Linked DNA regions of Mus musculus: all the other regions are linked to region 3. A link is a loop called in an ENCODE intact Hi-C map of the cell type or tissue named here. Cell type or tissue: heart. All regions are shown on one strand.

What was found. Peaks named below come from ENCODE experiments on the same cell type or tissue, not always from the same donor. Only the 100,000 strongest peaks of a DNase experiment are listed, where the experiment ranks them.
Region 1: it touches region 3 in a loop (4-fold over the local background); 12 of 42 quality-filtered maps call a loop at or near these places.
Region 2: a loop joins it to region 3, with 2.4 times the contacts of the local background. A loop is called at or near these places in 3 of 42 quality-filtered maps.

What each region holds. Positions count from the first base shown.
Region 1 is chr4:148,741,440-148,743,939 of GRCm38, forward strand. No RefSeq gene overlaps it. Among named protein-coding and RNA genes, the nearest start is that of Gm32897, 4.7 kb to the right of the region's middle. In heart, a CTCF peak has its summit at 1,371 (motif pointing right); a DNase peak (open chromatin) is centred at 1,372; H3K4me3 peaks cover 1,316 bases; H3K27ac peaks cover 1,476 bases; H3K27me3 peaks cover 354 bases.
Region 2 is chr4:149,071,214-149,073,713 of GRCm38, forward strand. All of the region lies in intron 2 of Pex14 (peroxisomal biogenesis factor 14), which reads right to left. Among named protein-coding and RNA genes, the nearest start is that of Gm46722, 26 kb to the right of the region's middle. In heart, no CTCF peak of the experiment used is centred here; no DNase peak of the experiment used is centred here; H3K27ac peaks cover 566 bases.
Region 3 is chr4:148,901,816-148,904,315 of GRCm38, forward strand. All of the region lies in intron 4 of Casz1 (castor zinc finger 1), which reads left to right. Among named protein-coding and RNA genes, the nearest start is that of Gm15969, 15 kb to the right of the region's middle. In heart, CTCF peaks have their summits at 1,264 (motif pointing left) and 1,463; DNase peaks (open chromatin) are centred at 1,446 and 1,586; H3K4me3 peaks cover 1,617 bases; H3K27ac peaks cover 1,905 bases; H3K27me3 peaks cover 280 bases.

The DNA of each region.
Region 1 (2,500 bases), 160 kb before region 3:
GGTCAACATAGCACCCAGCCACCCACTTAGATCCATGCTCCCAACCACTATGTCACCCCTTCCTTCTAGGTTACTAAGGTTGGGCCTTGGATCAGGCGAAAGCGACAGTAATTGGAGTAGATGAACTGTCAATAGAAAGGCCACAGCGGGGGTGGGGTGGTGGGGGGTGGTGGTGGTGGTGGTGGTGGAGAAATGGCTCAGTGGTTAAGAGCATTGACTGCTCTTCCAAAGGTCCTGAGTTCAAATCTCAGCAACCACATGGTGGCTCACAAACATCCATAATGAGATCTGATGCCCCTTCCTGAGGTGTCTGAAGACAGCTACAGTGTACTTAAATATAATAAATAAATAAATAAATAAATAAATAAAATCTTTAAAAAAAAAAAGAAAGGCCACAGGGATGTGAGGGCGGCTGTAAGGGACACATGGGCACTTGGCTTCCTTAAGTACCTTCCTGTTAGGAGATGGTGGCCAGCCCAGAGAGCAAGTGACCACACCAGGGGTCCTAGGGATAACAGGCATGTTGCAACATATGCTAGGGGAAAGGGACTTTCTCTTGATCATCATCCTCCAAAGGGTGATTTTTATTTATTTATTTTTATTGTATGTATATGAGTGTTTTGCCTGCGTATTAGTGTGTATGTCACGTGGATGCCTGATGCCTGAGGAGGCCAGAAGAGGGCATAGGATCTCTGGAACTGCAGTTACAAATGGTTATGAGCTGTGGGTGCTGTGAGTCTAACCCAGGTCCTCTGTAAGAGCAGCGAGTGTTCTTAACCCTGAGCCACCTATCTCTTCAGAGCATCTCCCCATCCCCTTTGCAAGGAGAGGTAGGGTTTCAACGATGTAGACCAGGTAGACCTCGAATTCATGAGATCCTCCTTCTCTGCCTCCAAATGCACACCCAGCTGCATCTTCTTAACAACAACAACAACAACAACAACAAAAAACCTTTGTATTTTTTACTCTTCAAAGGATTGGATTTCATTATGACATTTTCATGCCTATATATTATTGTACTGTGCTCCACCCCTCCCCCACACCTCAGACTTATAAATATTCCACAGCAACTTGGAAGTACTTGTGAAACTGCTTGCACTCCTTTGAATTAAGACCCTGCGTTGTCCAGGCTTGCCCTTCCTGGAGGCTGCACTGCAGGCTTAGCCCAAGCCCAGGTTCAGAGGCCCTGGAGGTGCCAGGCTTCCCCATTCTGCCCCACCGCACACATGGATCTCACGCTTGGCATGTTCCCCGATTCTGGTAGCCTCGCTTCCTGATCAGTCTTGGGGTTTCTGGAGCGAGGAGGGTGTGCGTGGGGCGCGAAGTTTCCGGGCTGCAGGATCTGCTGCGTGGGGGCCCGTTTGGGCCGGGTCGCGCGCTGCCCGCGACCGCCGGTAGGGGGCGCCTTAGTCATGCATTATTCATCGGCAGCCCGCGTCGCTCGCCTTCCCCCGCGCGGGCTGCGGGCTGCGCGGAGGAGCGGGAGCGCGGAGCCTTCACAATATTGTGGCAGCTTCGCGAATGACGGCTGCGGGGAGGCGGGGGGCGCAGCCTCAGGCGGCGGCGGGGGCGCGGGCGCGGGCGGGGAGCGGTCCCGGATGGGGGCGAGGAGGGGCTGGTTCAGGGTGAGGGCAGAGCCTGCAGCATCCGTCTGTACGTCCAGGCATCCTCTTTTCCTTCCATCAAGTCAGCCAGCACTAGGGAACATCTGGCCGGGGCGGGCGAGGTGTAGGGGACGCGATGGTGAATAAGGTAGGCCTGGTCCCTGTCCTTTCAAAACTTCATCTCCAAGTGGTCAGGGAGACACATTTAAAAGCAAGCAGATAATTCAGATAGTCCCAGGTAAGCGTGCACTGTATAAGCGAGCGCCACGGGCATGGTGGACCGGGAGAGAGCTTCTGAGAGGCGGTGACAGTGTGCAAAGATGAACCTGACTTTGAACATTCCAACCTCTGGCCTTTCTCCCTGTCTCCCTCAAGGCCTCACGGAAATCAGCTCCTCTCACCCTCAGTCACCCAAGAAGTCAGGAGGGTTTTGATGAGACCTGGATGGGGGCACGAATCCAAACTATGGGGTCCCTGCCTAGCCACCCTCTGGGATCAACCCGGGATGGCAGGAGCCCGAGTCATCTCAGCTCTCAAAGCTCCCACCTCTTACTCTGCTCCAGGAGAGGAGTTGGGAGGGAGACACGGAGGGCGTGGGCTCAGGGTCACCAGCAGCATCAGGTTTCCTTTCACTTGTACAAAGACTCGTTGACGCCTGAGCACGTCAATACCCTTAATGACAGGGAAAGGAGCTGGGACTCCAGACCGGTGCCCCCACTCCGCCTCCCCCTCCCCTGCTCTCCCCTCTGGGCCCATCTTCTTCCTCTTCTGTGCCTTCTCTCTCCTATCTGTCCCCCTCTGTCTCCTGTCTGTCCTTCCTCTCCTTTCTCTTTTGGCCCTCTGTCTAGTCCTGATGTCTTGCTTGCCTTCTCTCTCCTCTCCTCTCCTCTCCTCTC
Region 2 (2,500 bases), 170 kb after region 3:
AGCCAGGTGTGGTGTGTAATTCTAGCACTTGGGAACTGAGGCAGGATAACTGGCATGAGTTCGAGGCCCAGCCTGGGTTACATAATGAGCTGCAGACCAGCCGAGACTACTGAGTGAGATCACCTTAATGCCTCCCATCCCCACCAAGTTTTCCCACAGAATACTTTGATTTTATAATATATCTACATTTGTTATGCTATTTATTATATACATGCATGTACATACTCGAATACGTGAGGATGCACGAAGAAATGTTCTAATGGGGAAAAAATGAGAACTACCTATCCACAAGGATCCTGCCAATTAGTACAGCAAGGTAGTTAGCCACAAAAGCTGCAAAAGACACAACCCTGGGGAAGGCTGTCAGGAGTACACTTAGAGATTGAAGAGAAAGACAACCAGCCACAGCCATTCAGACACTCACAGAACTGGCTGGCTTCCTGGATTCACCAAGATATTAATAACCCTTTGATAACCAGCCTCTAGTTTTAAAAACAAAGAGAAGGTTCTGGAGAGAGGACCTGGTGGTTAAGAGCAATTTCTGGGGCTGGAGAGATGGCTCAGCAGTCAAGAGCACTGACTATTCTTCCAGAGGTCCTGAGTTCAATTCCCAGAAACCACATGGTGGCTCACAACCATCTGTAATGGGATCTGATGCCCTTTTCTAGTGTGTCTGAAGAGAAAGACAGTGTACTCACATGCATAAAATAAATAAATAAATCTTAAAGAAAAAAAAAAGAGAGAGAGAACACTTCCTGTTCTTGCATAGGACCCAGAGTCAGTTCCCAGCACCACAAGGCAGACCACAACTGTCTGTAACTCCCGTTCCAGGGGTCTAGTGCCCTCCTCGGGCTCCTGGCACATAGACGGTACACAATAGGATACATACACGGAAGACAAAGCATCCACACCTTCAAGGACGGGGAGAAGAGCTGAGCTGACCTGTGTGGCACATGCCCAATAGGCAGAGGCAGGCAGATCTACCAGTATATACAGTGAGCTCCAGGCCAGTCTGTATGTGTGTATATCTAGTGAGACTCTGTCTCAAACCAAACAAAACAAAGCAAGAGAAGACTCTCAGGCATCAGGGGTGTGAGCTTCCCTAAAAGGACCAAACTCAAAGATGCTGTGGAACCCCACAGGATGACAAGACTCCGCCTTGATCTTAAGAAGCAAGAGCCAAAGGCTACAAGGGGTACTTTTATACCGAGACCACCAGCTCCACAATGGTAGGGCGTCTTTTCCTATAAGAGTTCAGTATACTGAGATGGCTTAATAGGTAAAAGTACTTGCTACCCGTCCTGACAACCTGAGTTCAACCCCACAACCTGCATGAAGAAAGAAACAAGAAAATCAATTCCCAAAAATTGTCTTCTGACCTCTACACAAGTGCTGTGGCACACTAGGACCAACACACACACACTAAATGTTAAGATGATGGTCAACAACTGCAATTCCATCACTTGGAGGCAGAGGCAAGAGAAGGCCAGCCTATTCTACATAGCAAGTTTCAGCAAAGTACAGTATACAGTGAGGAAAAGTTCTAATCTAGAAAAGTTGACAAGGTAGAAATCCTCTTTGGATTATTTTGGAGGAAGGAAGCAGGGAGCAAAGACTGAAAATAAAGCCAGCAGGGTGGGTAGCACACGCCTGTGATCAGCACTCAGGAGGCAGAGGCAGGAGGAGGCCTGTCCACGTAAGGACAGGCAGGCTGAGCCAGAGTCAGACACTGCATCAAAACAAGGAAGTGAATAATAAAGAAATGGGGAAAAAACTTATACCTACAACCAGAGGCAGCAAAGACTGCAGGAGACTCACCCATTAGAGAAAGAATTTGGTGTCCAAGAGCAAGAAGCTGAAATTCTAGTTGAACCAAACGCACAGGATTGCCAATGGTGTGGCTGACTACTGAGAAACAGAGTGGAGACGAATGAGCAGATGTGCAAACTGAATCTCACCACTTACTTCAAATAACCAGAAACCAGGTGACTGGAAGGAAGTCTCAGGTAAGCCAAGCCCTGTCAGCATCCCAGCAGGACTAGACCCAAGCTGCCCTGTGCAGCCATTCATTCTGAGTTGGAAACCAGGGCTTCGCATACGCTGAACGAGTGCTCTGCCTCTGAGTGAGCGGCCCGTGTACAGACTTCCCCCCACGTATTTCTAAGGTGACCTTGAACGCACGAGCTTCAGCTTCTTTAGTGTGGGATTACAAGTGTGCGCCATGTGCCCAGCTGCCCTCATTCTTAAAAACTTCCACTGTCTCGAAAAAAAAAAATTAACACTGCAACGAGTTAAAAATAAACACAACTTTACTATCATGTTCTTCGAGACCTAGCTCCAGACAGCCCAGAAACTATCCCCCAGTCCCCGCCCAAGCACCGTCCTCCTCCTCTGCATGCGGGCCCTCTCAGACTCACAGCCAGGCAATTCTGCACCAAATTATACATAACCTCGTGGCGCTTCCTCAAATTACATACAATGTTCCCTTTCCGCTAATTGT
Region 3 (2,500 bases):
TAGCCCAATGAGCTAGCAGCTGAGCCGAGGGTACCGGACAGGCGCCAGGGGTCTGTGCCCATAGTCCCTGCTAGCCCTGTTTTCTGGATGGTGACATTGTTATTTGTCATTCGCATAGTGACTGTGACTAATTTGATGCTTGTCATTATGAAAGAACTGAGGGGACAGGGAGCTGGGGGCACCCAGAGAGAGAGAGAGAGTGGAGGATTTAGGGGTTTTTTGTGGGGGATTTTGTTCTGCGTGTTTTTTCTCTTGTGTTTTTTAGACACACTTTTCCCTTTGCAAAGATGTCTGTGTGTGTGTGTGTGTGTGTGTGTGTGGTGTGGTGTGGCTTATGGGGTGTGTGTTTTTATTTTTTTAGTGGGGGGTGGTTTAGTTTTTGAAAGCAGCGTCCTGTTGGGAAAGGTGGTTAGTCTGGTTTCGGGGCGACTGTCTCAAGGTAAAGGAATTTAATTTATTTGGGACAAGGCTGTGTCGGATGATCAAGCTGCTTATTACGGCTAATGAGTGTTTTTCACTTGAGAAGCTGTGGGCTGAGGTGGCTGTTATCAGTTCAAAGTAAGGGGCCCAGGACTCTCTCTCGCTCTTTCTTTCTCTCAGCCCCCTTTTAGCACCTACTTTGGGAGGCGACAGTAGGCCAAACCAAAGACTACATTTAGATATCTAGGTCTGGGGAGCCTGGCATGGGGCTAGCTAGGGTCTGGCTCCAGCTAGTGAGTGTTCCCTGGCCTGGGCAGAGTTTAGCCTGTGACTTTGCTTCTTTCTAGTTTTGATTTACTCTTGTTCGATAGTTCTCCTTGCACCTGAGCCTACAACCTGAGTCCAGCACGGCTTGGCTTAGTTCTGTGGTCTTCCCCCAGCCTCCTCTATCACAACTAACTTTGGGCCAGGACTCTCACACCCCAGGCTGTCAAAATCAGTGCTCTTCTTTAGTATCTTAAGAGAAAATTCAGTTGGTAATTCTTCAGAGGTGACCCCTGACCCCCACTGTTTCATTTGAGGAAGGAAAGGTAGTGGCATTAAGTGGTTTTTAGGGTTGTTTTTAGACTTGTCAAAGTTCGCTCATACTCCCATGGGACCCATACAGTGACAGCTGCCTCTCTGAGGCAGAGGGAGCAGGAGGCAGGAGAGGACAATCAGGAATGTGTGTTGTGGGGGTGGGGAACCTTCACAGAGTGGTTGGACTGTAGGGGACAGGTGTGCACTTGGCTAATGGGATGTAGTTGGAGGTCCTGGGGACATCTGTGCCCAGGAAGGGTACAACGCCCCCTGCTGGGCATATTTAGAAAGGTGTCTTGAAGCCATTGCTGCCACCCTGCCCCTCCCTGGCCTCCACCCCGCCGAGAACCAGCCCGCCTCCACCTCGAATCAGGTGTCTCTACACCACCCTTTCAGGACCCGCCCCCCTTTCTTCAGAAATGGGGCCCCCACCCATCCCAGCCAAGAAGCAGAACTCAGGGACAGGCCCAGTGTTTGGCACCACCCACTACCTGGCACAGGAGAGCCTACCAATGGGCCAGCACAAGGGACTGAGGTATTACTCAGCTGGAAGGCGGGCCCTGCTCTCTTCCTTCTGACCTAAGTGCCAACTGGAGCTGGCTCCCATCCTGCCATGCCCAGCCTCTCCTAGGAGGCAGGGTTCCATATCCCTTCTGGGGAATGTCATGATGGCAGGGCAGGAGGCAAGTGACAGAGCCTCCTGTGGCACCTTAAGGGCTCTGGGGAGACTTGCTGCTCTTCACACTCCAGGGACAGGCTCTGGAAACTTTTCCTAGAAGCCAGAAGGGCCAGGAAGTCAGCTGGAGCAGGGCACTCCCAGTGGGACCCAAGTCTGGACTCTGGCCACACAGAGAGGGAGGAAGGTCCACGGTATCAAAGTTCAGCTTCCTGGAGGAGTTGTCTGGTGATACCTCCTGTTTCTTCTCTGATCTTGGGAGTTTCACCTAATCTCAGAACTTCAGAAGAAAAGCACTTTCCCTCACTTCGCAAAAAAAGGGAAGCAGACCAGGACTCGGGCTGATCTGTTTTCCCTGAGTCCATCTCTGGGGCAGCTGTGTTCTCATCTTCAGGAGCTGAGAACATCTCCCTTGATCTCCCTTGACCTCCCTGATGCACAGGGACATGCCAGGGCTCATTGCTGGTGCAGTGCAGTGCCTAGCTCCCATCCTCTGGGAGCAGCCCTGGTAGCTCCAGCTAAGGGCCTCAGCAGAGAGTAAGCCGGTCAAAGAGTTGTCAGTACCAGAGACCTCCAACAAGTCCTGGATGATGGCTTAACTGTCCCCTCCACCCTTGGACATGTCTAGGTCCTGAAGCGCCCTGGCCATGAGTAATTCAGTGGCTGGGGAGGGCTGAGGTTTCTCAGGAGGGACAGAAGTATCTGAAGACCCTCAGGGGCCATGTGGACCTCTTTTCCCCCACCATAGTTCAGCCAAGGGCTGGATCAATCTGGACGTCTTTAGCAATAAAAAATGCCGATGTCGTCCTAATTCACCAGGCCCCG